Regions from separate parts of the Homo sapiens genome. Here region 2 is linked to region 1. A link is a loop called in an ENCODE intact Hi-C map of the cell type or tissue named here. Cell type or tissue: ovary. All regions are shown on one strand. Links, peaks and the distances in the headings refer to the core of each region. The heading gives the core; the rest is flanking DNA.

Region 1 (7,592 bases), core at 1,391-5,390:
AAGCTCCACGTCCCGGGTTCATGCCATTCTCCTGCCTCAGCCTCCTGTGTAGCTGGGACCCGCCACCATGCCCGGCTAATTTTTTGTATTTTTAGTAGAGACAGGGTTTCACTGTGTTAGTCGGGATGGTCTCGATCTCCTGACCTCGTGATCCGCCCGCCTCAGCCTCCCAAAGTGCTGGGATTACAGGCATGAGCCACTGTGCCCGGCCGAAAGTGGGTGAATTTTTATTCACACTGTGGTGTTCACATGATTTTCAGTTATCTTTGTTTTGACAGGTTTGAATACGATATTCACTTGTTAAATACATCCACTTGTGTTTAGATGTTGGCTATAATTTTCAGTTCCTTATAAGGTTACTAGAGGGAATTTCAAGGTTTGCCAAAAGAGGCATGCAATGACTAAGGGAGCAATGCTAAGACAGTTCTCCTTTCAGCAGGTCTCTGAAGCTCCCATGTGACTCCAGGCAACAGGTTAGCCACCTGCTTCCTTCTATGCCATTCTGCCATTGATAAAGTTCTGACAAGTTAGACATGGGGGCTATACCTGCAAGGTTGTCTTAAGGCTTGAAAAGTGCATTGATGACATCATGCTTTCTGAGGTACTTACTCATGCTCTAACCACATAGCCATGGCATCAGTCTCTGCGGTACCCCTAGAGTCACGCTTTGGAACAAAAACCCATGGTTTTTGTATAACAGAACAGACTCTGTGGGCTAATTTCCTTTGATCCTTCCCTGGGGCAGACACAGTTGCATTGCAAGTTTAGGAATCATTACTTTTTATCTGTTCAAATTGGGAAATAGAGGAAGACCTACCTTCATAGAATGCAATTGTGATAAGAAACAGAAAATCTTGGGTAGACAAGATCTCAGTGGGGTGGGAAGGTGGGAAAGATGCTGAGATGAGTAGGGTGGGAGGGGAGGTGGGAATGAGTAGAAATTTTTCTTCAGATGAGAACTTCATGATTAGCCAGAAAAACAAATCGCGTGTTAATATCTCATTCTCACTGTTTAGAAACTTTAGACACTAGTCAAGTTTTGCACATTCAGATACAAGAGCTGGCTTTGGGACCTGTGATGCCGATTTTAGTAGTAGTCTTTCTCTCCCCTTCTTTCTCCCTTCACTTTTTTCTCTTCCTCTTCCTTCTCCTTCCTCCGTCTTTTCTACTCAATCTTTGTTATAAATATTACTTGATGGAGTTTCAGCTTTCAACGTTGAATAATATAATTAACCTTCTACAAAAGCCACCCATAATATTTGGGAAGTTTTCTGGAGTTCACCCAAATAATAAAATCCAAGAGTCTAAAACACCAACTTCTCACCACTAAGAACACATTCCCCCAATGGTTAAATTAAACTAAATTTGGCCTGAAGATGCCTCAGTACTTGACTCCTTACTGAACAAACTGCAACCAACTTAGTATTTAAACTAACTGAAAGCTTAACTTAGAAATATACTTTTATAACAAATAGCTGAGTCTCAGCCAGTGACAGCAGCCAGGGATCAGTCAATCACAGACATGTTCAAATAACTCAAACACTAAGCTGTCTCTATACCTCCTTTTTGTTTTCTGGGGTTTTTTGTTTGTTTGTTTTTTGAGACAGGGTCTCACTCTGTCACCCTGGCTGGAGTGTAGTGGCACGATATTGGCTAACTGCAAATTTCGCCTCCTAGGCTTAAGCAATCCTCCCACCCAGCCTCCTGAGTAGCTGGGACTACAGGCATGCACCACCACAGCCAGCTAATTTTTGTATTTTTGTAGAGAAAAAGTTTAATCATTTCGTCCTGCTCTCAAACTCCTGGGTTCAAACAATCCACTTGCCTCATCCTCCCAAAGTGCTGGGATTACAGGCATGAGCCACAGTGCCCGGCCTTTATTGGCTGCCTTTCCTTCCCTGTCTTACTTCTCTAATCTGCTGGTATTCCCCACACTTCCTAAATAAACTCTCATATGGGAACTTTTATTTCAGAATTTGCTTTCAGGTAAAGCCAAATAAGACAACTTTGAAACATTTATTTAACCAATATTTATTGAATGCCTGTGGTATACCAGGCTCTGTGATGAACCAAATGACACGGGCCTTGCCTTGTTTTAAACTACATGCGATCTTCCCCTTCCTTTCTCTTCCTGTTCCTGCTGTTGAAATCGTCAGTCTGTTTCTCCTCCATTCTATCCTACACGTGAATTCCAGAATCACCATAATAATACCATTTTCATTGTAACACCATCATGGCTTCTCATGACCAAAACACAAATTTCAGATTTTTTAAAATGGCATTTGAGGGCATGATAATTTACCCCTCATCTTTGTTTCCCAGCAGTCTCAACTGTTGTTTCTCCTCTTTCCCCATGTATATCCTGTGACCTTGCCTTCCCAGAACAATGGGATAAGCATAAGGCTGAGATTAAGCACATGAACTTTGGAGCCAGAAGCCTGGTTCTCCCACCCAATATCAAATACCAGTGTAACTTTAGGCAAGTTATTTTACTTATCTGTGCCTCTGTAAAATGGCACAGCAATACCTCCTCTACAGAGTCACTGTGAGGGTTAGCTGAGATAATACATATAAAGCACACAGAACAGTAGCTGAGCACTCTGCAAGTGCTGTTATTATTGGTGGTTGTTTGATACATCCCATGTGGAACATACCACAAGTGTTTGTGTTGTGCCCTGTCTGGACAATTTTTTTTTCCATTTAACAAACTCCTTCAAGACCCTACTCAAGTATTAACCTTTCTATGCAGTTTTCTCTTATCAGCTCCTTACACTCAACTCTAAGAATTAATTGCACTTGGTTTTTCAAGTCTGTAATATTTTTTATGTATGTCTATTTCTGCACTTATAACATTATATCATGATTAATTGAGTGTGTGTGTGTGCACGCATGTGTGTGTGTGTATCTCCTATCTCCCATGTGAACTGTGAGCTCCCTGTGGGGGGGGGGGGGATGGTATCTTTTTCATCATTAAACCTCCAATGCCCAGTATAATGCCTGGAGTATGATTGGTGCTCCATAAAATTAGTTTAATGTAAGAATGAGCAAGTGGGTAAATGAATGAATGACTGAAATTGCTGCAGAAAATAGGGTGGGACCTACATCGAGAGCCCACCCATCTTCCACCCCTTTCTTGAGACTTCCAGTATAACGGGAGGCATCTTACCTGATCCTCCAACAATCTATTTGTTTCATATACCCTCATTGGTATTCCCCCAACCCCCCCATACTACCTTCTTTCTAATACTTCCCTTCCAGGCCAGAAGAGCATAAGGATGAGACTGCTGAAAGATGCTCAGCATTTGAACAGAGGCAGGTTGCCATGGCAACCATCCACAAAAAGAGTGGCAGCATGTGCTACTATTTCTCAGACCTGGCTCCCAGCCCGGCCCTGGCTGGTGGGAGGCAGCAGAGAGACGCTGTGTAGCATTTCCACATTACAGTTTGTGCTGCACCCCATTGCTTCCTCATTTCATGCTGCGGTTGTGAGTTTTACAGTTTGCTTTTCTGTAGGAATTTTGTTTTCTTTAGGTTTGTGGTGGTAGAGGCAGGGAGGAATGAGCAGACTGAACCCAAGCCATCTTTTAAAATGTTTCTAAATTAGCAGGAGTCTACCCTTGGTCTCCTGTTTTTATCCCATAGAAATGTTTTGGGGATTAGTGACAGGAAGCCCTGCTTAGTGCTTAAGAGCTGCTTTGTGAGGAAAAGATTATTGTTGAGCCAGAAACAAGCCACAGGTGTGTTGCATTCAGACCTTGAGTAGAGGATAGGGCTGGGAGGACTTATTCCTGTAGCTTTGTGCTTTCAGGACTGTTGTTGTTTACTGGGTCTTTCGCCAAAGTCACATGGGAGACAAGTTTGCATTTCCTGTAAAAACAGCTGTGGGAGACTTCATTACAATAAGTAAGAGTCTAGTGATAGATTCTGAGAACTCAGTACCAGGAAAAGCTTCTGTTTCTTCATGAACTGTGGCTTATTTTTTCTACTAATGGACAGTGGACATCATATAATTGCTGGAAGTTCTGAGCTACATATTATGTTCCAAATACTAGTTTCCTTTTTTCTTTTTTTTCCTGGTTTTTTATATTTATTTTATTTTATTTTTTGAGACAGAGTCTCTCTCTGTTGCCCAGGCTGGAGTGCAGTGGCATGATCTCGGCTCACTGCAACCTCCGCCTCCCGGCTTCAAGCGATTCTCCTGCCTCAGCCCCCTAAGTAGCTAGAATTATAGGTGCACGCCACCACGCCTGGCTAATTTTTTTGTATATTTTAGTAGAGACTGGGTGTCACCATGTTGGCCAGGCTGGTCTCGAACTCCTGACTTCAGGTGATCTGCCCACCTTGGCCTCCCAAAGTGCTGGGATGACAGGCGTGAGCCACCGTGCCCGGCCCCAAATACTATTTTCCTTATTCAGCAGGTCTTATTACAATATATTTTATTACAAGCATGTAATAAAATATGTAATAAAAATACAATAAAATGTAATATTTTATTAGGAATATTACAATATACCTTTTTTTAGCCATTTTGGACCTGTGAATTTTTTTTTTTTTTTTTGAGACAGGGTCTTAATCTGTCACCCAGGCTGGAATGCAGTGGCATGATCTCAGCTCACTGCAGCCTTGACCTCCTGGGTTCAAGCAATCCTCTCACTTCAGCCTCCTGAGTAGCTGGGACTGCAGCCACACCACCACACACAGCTAACTTTAAAATTGTATTGGAGACAAAGTGTTGCTTTGTTCCCCAGGCTAGTCTCGAACTCCTGGACTCAAGTGATCCTCCCGTCTCAGCCTTCCAAAGTGCTGGGATTACAGGCATGAGCTACTGTGCCTGGCGGGGCTGTGATTTTATTAGAAATTATCATCTATCCTTTTGGTAAATGAGATTGGAACCAGAATGTACCTGGTATGTTGAAGAATCTTATAATAACATATTTGCCCCATAATTTCCACTGACTCCGCCAGGTTGAGTCCTCATCTAACAATATAGCCTTTCCTTTCATTTGAAAAATGACTCATTTGGTTTTAAAACTCAGTCCTGTTCATTTGTTTATTTTTATTTTACTTTATTTTTTTGAGATGGAGTTTCGCTCCATCACCCAGGCTGGAGTGCAATGGCGCAGTCTCCACTCACTGCAACCTCCGCCTCGTGGGTTCAAGCGATTCTCCAGCCTCAGCCTCCCAAGTAGCTGGGATTACAGTCACCCGCCACCACGCCCAGCTAATTTTTGTAGTTTTAGTACAGATGGGGTGTCACCATATTGGCCAGTCTGGTCTTGAACTCCTGACCTCAGGTGATCTGCCTGCCTTGGCCTCCAAAGTGCTGGGATTACAGGTGAGAGCCACCACGCCAGGCCAGTCTTGTTCATTTAACACTTCAGTCTCGTTTCTTGTTCAAATGATTCCTTCTCCTCAACCATCTTGACTCCTTACCATCTTCCATATACTAGACTTGAGAATCTACTGGCCGGGAGCCAACGGTGAATGGGACATGGCAGAATGGCAATTGCCCAAGGCAGAGTTGTAATCCCCTGACCTAGCTCTTATCTGTAAGTTCCCATAGGCCAAGATGACAAGAGGCCACCCCAAGCAGTTCTCCATGAGTGACCCCTTTGAAAATTCAGCCACTTTGTCTGGCCGCATTCCAGCTTATGGCAGCATCCTCTGCCCATGCCGTTGTGGTCTTAGACATGGCCGTAACACAGAATCATCTTCTGGCCCTGGCCATCTCTTCTTCACTTGGACGTGTGTTCCTCATCCCTTTTCTCGTCTATAAATTTATCCTGACCACAAGGCACCCCTGGAGTCTCTCTGAATCTGCTGTGATTCTGGGGGCCGCCCAATTCACAAATCGTTCATTGCTCAATTAAACTCCAGTAAATTTAATTCGGCTGAAGTTTTTCTTTTAACACAGCACACCAGCAGGCCTGAGTGCCTGGTGGCTATGAAGAGAACACGATGTCAGTGGGCCCCAAACATCAGGGTGATTCTCTGATGCCCTCCCACACTTGGGTTTTGAGTTGTGAAAAGAGGAGGCAAAATAACTTCACAAATGCATCATGTCCCCTCCTCCAAAGGTGCCTCTCCTCAGGCCCCTCTCGTGTGGACTAGGGTGTGTGGGAGGGTGGAGAACATTTTGCTGGCCCTTTGACGAGCCCGGCCCTTCTCATGAAGCCCTGTGGTGAGGCAGCTGGGCCCAGCCTCTGCAGATCCTAGGAGGCAGATTCTGGGCTGCCATTGGTTTTGTTCTTAGAGATGACCCTTGAGTCGCAATTCTGGGAAAATGGAGGGAAAATCACACATCCTCCATAATCTCATTCCTGTGAAATTAGTACATTGTCAAAAATTGTTTCCAGTGTCCATGAAGGGTTTATGGCACCAGAAAAAAACAACAGAATTCTTTTTATTTATATATTTATTGGTAGGACTCTCTTTTGCAGATGTCAGACCTTCTTGTTTTAAGGAAAGGACATATGAAAGCCTTGTCATTTCCAGTCGTTACCTCCAGCAGACAGTGGGTTCACCGGCAGCTCAGAACTTTATGGCATCTATTTTATAGGCTACAGAGAGATGCATTTGGGGGTTGGGGGTTCCCTTTTTTCCTTTTTTTTTTTTGAGGCAGAGTCTTGCTCTGTCGCCCAGGCTGGGTGCAATGGTGCGATCTCGGCTCACTGCAACTTCCGCCTCCCGGGTTCAAGCGATTCTCCTCCCTCAGCCTCTTCAGTAGCTGGGATTACAGGCATGTGCCACCATGCCTGGCTAATTTTTGTATTATTTTTAGTAGAGATGGGGTTTCACCATGTTGGCCAGGCTGGTCTTGAACTCCTGACCTCAAGTGATCTGCCCGCCTCGGCCTCCCAAAGTGCTGGGATTGCTTGCATAAGCCACAATGCACAGCCCCCCTTGTTCTTAAGTTGTGCCCAAGTCCATGGTTGCTAGACAGCTCTGGCTAGATAACATTGGCCAGAAAAAATTTCCATGTTCTTTTCAGTCTAAGAGATGGGAAACATGCTCTGTGGTGAAGTTCAAAAGGAACTTGCTATAATAGATGAATGGTGCCGATTAGGAGCAATTGTGCAAATCCCTATCAAAAAAGGACAAGAGACATAGAAATCTAAGGGAGAACAGTTGTCTTGGTACGGCTTCTCTAAATCTAATTTCGATGTTACAGCTGCTTTGTGGCTACAGTATTATTATCAGAATGTGTTGATAGGAGTTATGCTGGGGAGAAGCCCACCTCCTGTAATAGATGTGATGGAGTCGGCAGGGGTGGAGGAGTCTCACTTAGAGAATAAGATTATCTCTATTGTAGTTACTTGAGGAACACAAACATCCTTTAGAACTTCAACTGAGATCAGTGTCCCCAGGTAAAAATAATAGCTACCATCTATCACATACTAACCATGTGTGAGGCTTCATCTTAAATGGTTGTCAGGTATTAGCTTACATATTCCTTACAACAACATCTGAAATAGATCCTATTAATATCCCTTTTTACAGATGAAAAAGCTGAGGCAAAGAGAGGTTAAGTAACATTTCCAGGGATACACAGTGAGTAAGCAGTAGAGTAGGGATTTGAATGTGAGTAATTT
Region 2 (7,592 bases), core at 1,515-5,514, 92 kb after region 1:
AGCCAAAGAAGGGAGCTCTGGTCATTTCCAGAGAAGCCATATCAGTATCAGATACCAGGGGCAAGTGTAAGGCTAGATACAGGAAATGAGACACAAGGTCCAGAGCCCCAGAAATCAGAAAGATGTTAGGGAGAAAGAGGAAGAGACAAGAAGAGGTAAAAAACCTCCAAAATATAGACCAAGAACAAAGGCAGGTGTGGGGAGTTTGAATTAGATTCTAAAGAAGAAGGAAATAAGACAGCTTAAGACTGCAGGCTGTGGCTAGAGAGAGGTAATTGGGAATGCCTTTATGGAACCAGTGATGATGGGGTTTGAGCTGGCCCTTAAGGGATTGGCAAGATTAGATTAGACCAGGAAGTTATTTCAGGAAACTGGAGAAGCAAATTTTGGTCTATGCCTATAAGGGAACAGCAAGCTGATATTGTGGTTGCCAACAATTTAACAAGAGACATTGCTCTGAGGCCAACTGTTCCATGAGCACTCTTTTTTTAAAAAAAGAAAAACAGTCTCGCTCTGTTGCGTAGTTTGGAAGGAAGTGATCTGATGATCACGGCTCACTGACAATTGGCTAAGTTATTTTTATATTTCGTAAAGACAAGGCGTCCCTATGTTGCCCAGGCTGGTCTTGAACTTCAGGGCTCAAGGAATCCTCCTGCCTTGGCCTCCCAAAGCGTTAATATTACAGGTGAGGACCACCATGCCTGGCCTCATGAGTACTCTTGGTCTTTAATTCCCCAGTGGTTCAAGAATTAAGTAATGGATCTGACGTCCATATTAAGGGATTGTCTGCATCTAAGCAGAGGATCCAGGCTTATGATACAGGGCAGGGTTTCTACAGATGGACGCCATGACAGAGGTGTTCTTCTTACAGAAACAACACTCCAGTGTTTTATGGCTACATCGTATGAACTCTGGGACATTATTGTCAGTTTGTGGAGCAGGAAATCTATCTGGGAAGTTTATCACTTTTCCTTCTTGAAGTGTTAAAATGTACATATTGCCCAAGGTATGGAGCTCTCATTAAGGTTCTCTCTGAAGGAGCTTGGACATCAATAATAGGCCAATCTGGTCTGGGCATGGTGGCGGTGGCTAATGCCGTAATCACAGCTCTTTGGGAGGCCAAGGCAGATGGATCACTTGAGCTCAGGAGTTTGAGAACAGCCTGGCAACATGGTAAAACCTCATCTCTCCAAAAAAAAAAAAAAAAAAAAAAATTAGCAGGCCTGGTGGCACGCACCTATAGTCCCCCAGCTACTTGGGGGGCTGAGGTGGGAGGATCACCTGAGCCCAGAAGGTAGAGCCTGCAGTTCGTCATGATTATGCTACTGGACTCCAGCCTGGACAACAGAGTGAGACCCTGTCTCAAAAAAATAAAAGAGAGAGGCCAATCTGGAAACCCCTGACTCCTAGGAAAGTCAGAATTATACCAAGTGCCTTTTTTCCTTCACATAGAAGACCATGTCCCACCTTATTCTAAATTAAACAATGAGTGAGGCTTTGCTGTTGTCTTGTTGAGCTTTGGAATATGGTTCTACACTCCAGTATACTCACCTACCCTCCCACCCCAGCAAAAGTTTTAAAGTCCTATTAACTAAAACTAATCCTGAATTCAGAGATAACATCTGGGATAGTAAAAGGTGAACATGTGACAGTGTAATGCTAATTTTCTAAAGAACAGACAGAGTACAGGACATTACTTTGGGCAAGTAATGCTTTGTCAGGACATAGTGTCTCCCTTACGAAGGGAGCAATGAAGCAGCTAGAACAATGACTGGGCAGGAGCTCTGCATGAGGAGAGTGCAGGAACTCAAGAAACATTCTTGGGTTGCTAATGATCCTGATTCTCACGAGCCAGTTGATTGCAGTTCACTGGGAAGGATTTGTATTTGTATGATACTGAGAAATATATATTTGGTCTTTGACCGTGTGTGCTGGCACACAACTCCTAAAATCCTTGGAATATTCAAAGTGATAAGTGTCTTTCATACACTGAGTTGACTCAAGGCTGGCAGTTCCTAGGTAGTTGCAGGATGGGGGCCTGGTCACCAGAAGGAACAAGGCAGGGTTAGAGGGGATGGGACTTTCAGCTCCATCCCCCAGCTTTCAGGGAAGTGCACAAGAACTCATCCATGTGCCAAGAGAATGTCCCCAACTTCACAGGGACAAAACTGCCGCACTCAAGGACTCTTCTAGAACTCATCCTGTGTATCTCTTCATGTGGCTGTTTATTTGTGTCCTTTAAGATATCCTTTGCATTAAATTGGTCAATATAAGTATTTCCCTAGTTCTGTGGGCTGCTCTAACAAATTAATCCAACCCAAATCGGGGGTTGTGAAAACCCCAAGTTAAAGCTGGTTGGTCAGATGTTCCAGGGGCCTAGATTCATGACTGGTGGGAAGGAGAGGGGGCAGACTTGTGAGATGGAACCCTCATCCTGTGGTTTCTGATGCTATACAGCTGGGATCCACTGCAAAACTGATTGCTTGCATGGTGTGTGGGGAGAAACTCCCACACATTTGCTCACAGAAGTCTTCTGTGTTCGTTGTTGTTGTGGTGTGAGAACAGCAGACAGATGGTTTGAGTTTTTTCCGACACAATTAGGGTTCAACAAAATATAGCAAGGCAATATCCTTTGTGCTCCTATTCCTTTTAGAAATCTTTTAAAGCAGTATGCAGGAAAAAGAAAAGTCCAAGAGTGACTAAAAGAATCTGCAAAGTAAATGAAGGCCAGGGAGGTGCCCACAACAAGCAGGTAGTCTAATGGGGATTTAGATTCTCATTAACACTAGTTTTGGGCCAGGTGCAGGGGCTGACTCCTGTAATCCCAGCACTTTGGGAGGCCAAGGCGGGCAGATCACTTGAAGTCAGGAGTTTGAGACCAGCACAGCTAACATGGTGAAATCTCATCTCTGCTAAGAATACAGAAAGTAGCTGGGCGTGGTGGTGGGAGCCTGTAATCTCAGCTACTCCGGAGGCTGAGGCAGGAGTATTGCTTGAACTTGGGAGACGGAGGTTACAGCGTGCTGAAATCATACCACTGCACTTCAGCCTGGGCAACAGAGTGAGACTCCATCTCGAAAACAAAAAACAAAACAAAACAAAACACCACTAGTCTTGGTCTTTGGTACTAATAAAAATAAAATAATAAGATAAATAAATTATTGCCAGGTGTGGTGGCTCACACCTGTAATCCCAGCACTTTGGGAGGCCGAGGAAGGTGGATCACAAGGTCAAGAGTTCAAGATCAGCCTGGCCAAGATGGTGAAACCCCATCTCTACTAAAAATACAAAAATTAGCTGGGCATGGTGGTGGGAGCTTGTAATCCCAGCTACTCAGGAGGCTGAGGCAGAAAATTGCTTGAACCCGGGAGGTGACGGTTGCAGTGAGCTGAGATGGTGCCACTGCACTGGTCTAGCCTAGGCAACAGAGCGAGACTCCGTCTCGAAAAAAAAGAAGAGAGATAAATGAATTATCAGTAATACATCAGTGTGTGGACATACTACTTCCCTGTTTGACATCTTGAGAAGCCATAGGCCCCAGCTGGGAGAACACATGTTTGGCTCAGAGCTGTGTCTGAACCTTGTCTCCACACCTAAGGAATGGGAGGAGGCAGGCTTTTCAGCTCCTCCACTTTCCCACTCCCCAGTGCAGAGCTCAGTGAGTGACCCAGGACTGGTGCAGAGCCCGTTGTCTCATTGTCACTGGAAATGCAGCAACGCAAAGACTGCTTTATTTCATTTTGTTTGGGGACTAAAAGACAAGAAGATTAAAGCACATGGCACTCGTTTTAAAAACAGGAATAGAACAGATGGGGTACGGAGCATCTACACAATTATTTTATTACTCTTGGGTTGTTACCAATGTTTGCTCCTTCTCAGCACAAAAACACTAGAGACTTTAATGACAGGTGTGTACATGAGTGTGTGTGTGTGTGTGTGCATGCTGACTGATGTGACATTCTCTCATTAGGGTCTTAGAGTCAACCTAGCCAGTCCTAGGCACAGTTATGAAGCAATATCATGGAGCACCTGAATACAAGTTTTGGAAGAGCCCTTTGGAATCATAGTTGCCAACTTCCTCATTTTGTAGTTGAGAATTAAAGTCCAGAGAGATGAGCTTTTTTGGAGAATCATGTAGCTTGTTGATTAAGGTGAGTCATGAGCCCAGGAATCCAGCAAGATACAGTGGAAAGAACACTGGCCTAAGACCCGGTGTCTGGGTCCTTCTACCAGGTCTGCCATCCACTGGCTCACTGCATGATCTTAGATAAGTCATTTAGCCTCTCTGAGTCTCAGTTTCTTCACTTATAAAAAAGACTATAGGCTGGGCATAGTGGCTTTCGCCTGTAATCCTGTACTTTGGGAGGCGGAGGTGGGAGGATCATGAGGTCAGGAGTTCAAGACCAGCCTGGCCAACATAGTGAAACCCCATCTCCACTAAAAATACAAAAATTAGCTGGGCATGGTGACGCATGCCTGTAATCCTAGCTACTTGGGAGACTGAGGCAGGAGTATGGCTTGAACCTGGGAGGCGGAGGTTGCAGTGAGCCAAGATCGTGCCACTGCACTCCAGCGTGGGTGACAGAGCGAGACTCTGTCTCAGAAAAAAAAAAAACAACACATTATAACAACTTAATACGGACCCAGCCCCAGCTTCTCTCAAAGCGTGTGTCATTCCATTTTGCATTGCTATAAAGGAATACCCAACACTGGGAAATTTATAAGAAAAGAAGTTTATCTGGCTCATAGTTTTGCAGGCTACAGACACATGGCACCAGCATCTGCTTCTGGTGAGCCTCCAGGAATCTTTTACTCATGGCAGAAGGCAAAGAGGGAGCAGGTGTGTCACATGGCAAGAGAGGGAACAAAAGAGAGAGAAGAAAGGAGGTGCTGGTCTCCTTCTAACAACCAGCTGTCTCGTGAACTAATAGAACAACCATTCACTCATTATTACTAGGATGGCACTAGGCCATTCATGAAGGTTCTGCCACCCATGACCCAAACACCTCCCACTAGGCCCCACCTCCAACATTAGGGATCACATTCCAACATGAGATTTGAAAGGGACAAACATCCAAACCATATCAGTTTGTGAGAGCAAATGGGTCTGAAAAAAATAAATGATTGCGTGGATGTGGGTATGTGTGGTGTCTATACCAAAATGTAATCTGTGCACTGTTGTGGGAAGAGCTTGGGGAGAGGAGTACCAATTTGTTACAATTATTTTGGTTGGTCCATTGCAAATAATAAATCAGCTCAAACTTGCTTAGGAGGTAGAGAGGGAGGAAGGAGAAGAGAGAGAAAGAGGCAGAGGGGGAAGAACATGGTGGGGTGGATAGAGAGACTGATTTTGACTTATTGATCCTGTAACAGAGAAGTCCAGAGATAAATAGATACAGCTGGATCTAGGAACTCCAGTGATGCCATCTGAGCTCACCCTCTCTCCCCCTTATCTCAATTATCCTCTTTGATGGCTCCATTATTAGGCTCTTCGTGGTGGCTCCTGGTAGATTCAGGCTCACATCACCCTTACAACTTCTAGTCTTATTGGAAAGAATTTCTTGCTTTCTTTCACCCGATTAAAATAAGGGCCTGGCCGGGCACGATGGCTCACGCCTGTAATCCCAGCACTTTGGGAGGCCAAGGCAGGCCTATCAGGAGTTCAAGACAAGCCTGGCCAATATAGTGAAACCCTGTCTCTACTAAAAATACAAAAATTAGCCAGGCGTGGTGGTACACACCTGTAGTCCCAGCTACTTGGGAGGCTGAGGCAAGAGAATTACTTGAACCTGGGAGGCAGAGATTGCAGTGAGCCGAGATTGTGCCACTGTGCTTCAGCCTGGGCGACACAGTGAAACTCCACCTCAAAAAATAAATTAATTAATTCAATAAAATAAAATAAAATAAGGGCCTAACTCTGGTCACGTGCTCATCTTTGAACCAATAACTGGCCAAGGGAAGAGTGTATGGTGACTGGCTTGTGCCTGGAACCTGGGATGGAGACATCTTCACCCAAATAACAAAGATTGAAGTAAGTAGAGGGGGCGGTTTCCAAAAGATAAATGTGGGCACTATACCAGAATAAGGAGGAATGGATCCTAAACAGGAAAAAGATAACAGAAATTGCTGAGAGTCAGGCAAGCCTAGGTTCCCATTTTAGCTTTAGACAAAAATATTCACTTCTTTGAGGCTCAATGTCCTCTTCTGTAATATAACAGGAATAATCTTTTTCTCCAAGGGGTGCAATGAGCATTACAGAAAGTACTATAAGCCTTGTCAGGAAAGCTGAGCAACTGCTGGGAAAGGAATTAATCTGTGAAAGGAGCACGGGGCTCAACAAGACTGTACTAGAAATGTAACAAGATGGAGAAAATCAAATTCCCCTAGTCCACTCAGGAAAAGTGCTACACATGACTGAAAGGAATATATTCATAAACAATTTGGGGTAAGGGTAGAGAACAAGAACTCAAATCCCTAATATGCCTTTGGAGAAGATACAACAATTACTTACAGGGCTTTACTTTTGTTGTAGGTATTTGCAAGTTTGTAACAAGAGTTGAATTGTGCTGGAATGTAGAGGGGACACTGAGCCTTGTTAACGACCTTCATCCTCCATCCATCTCCCCAAGGAAGCCCAGCCTCTTTTCTCACTATGTTGTCATCACATATTTAAAGAATGTGGGTTGAAGGGACGCCAGTGTTTAAAAGCAATTTAGTACATGGTCCTTAGTGGATACTTTATTTTCCCTTTATAAAAAATTTTTCTTAGGTGTGTGAGGGATGGCTGGGAACTCAAAATCATATCATGTAAGCATTATGTTGAAAGAATTGCAGATGTTTAAAAAACAGGGAACCACAGGTATACAGAGGGACTATTGTGACTATTTCACATATTTAAAGGCTGACATGCAGAAAAGGCTTTAGGTGTTTTGAGCAGCTCCAGAGAGTTGAACTAGCAGCCACTGAGGAATGTAGGGACAGGGAGATTTTAGGATACATGGGAAAGCACTTCAACACTTGAAGTTGCCAGCAATGAAATCATTTGCCCTGATATGTACTAAGTTTCTTCTCAGTTCAGGTGTGGGGTGGGTATGGGAACAACCAGTTGTCACAAATGCTATGGAGAGGATTCAGGTCTCCTGTGGACATTTTTCCCTGGAAAGGGGTGTAGAAAATGCAGTGTGTGCCTCGCCCACAGACTTTCCCTCAGACTTTCCATGTCAGTGTGCTCTGGCCGACTTCCACCTTCCAGCGTCTGCATCATGGAGCCTGAGGGAGTTTCTGAAACTGTGGAAGGCCACCCTGTCCTTCTATGTGTGGCAGGTTGAAAGGGCTGGGAAATTATGACTCCCCCAGGAGCAGCCCTCAACAAATGACTCTCAGGATTTGGCATATAAATTATTTGAGCCACCTCACCCTGGGGTGGGATAATTCTGAGGACATGTTTTGTACCATTTCCCAGAGCTTCCCTGAGATTAGACTCTAGCTGCCCACAGAGAAAACTTGCTTAATAACACACCCTTTTATTGGCTGCCTCCCTTTCTCTTCCCCATCTCACTTCCTCTCTCCCTTATGGTGTCCCTGGGATCAAT

The links. A loop is a pair of places that touch in the nucleus more often than their neighbours do. Peaks named below come from ENCODE experiments on the same cell type or tissue, not always from the same donor. Only the 100,000 strongest peaks of a DNase experiment are listed, where the experiment ranks them.
Region 2: it touches region 1 in a loop (2.5-fold over the local background); 3 of 110 quality-filtered maps call a loop at or near these places.

What each region holds. Positions count from the first base shown.
Region 1 is chr3:27,662,707-27,670,298 of GRCh38, reverse strand. No RefSeq gene overlaps it. Among named protein-coding and RNA genes, the nearest start is that of LINC02084, 46 kb to the left of the region's middle. RefSeq lists a silencer at 3,395-3,444. In ovary, for the core only: no CTCF peak of the experiment used is centred there; a DNase peak (open chromatin) is centred at 3,378.
Region 2 is chr3:27,570,570-27,578,161 of GRCh38, reverse strand. No RefSeq gene overlaps it. Among named protein-coding and RNA genes, the nearest start is that of SLC4A7, 90 kb to the right of the region's middle. In ovary, for the core only: no CTCF peak of the experiment used is centred there; no DNase peak of the experiment used is centred there.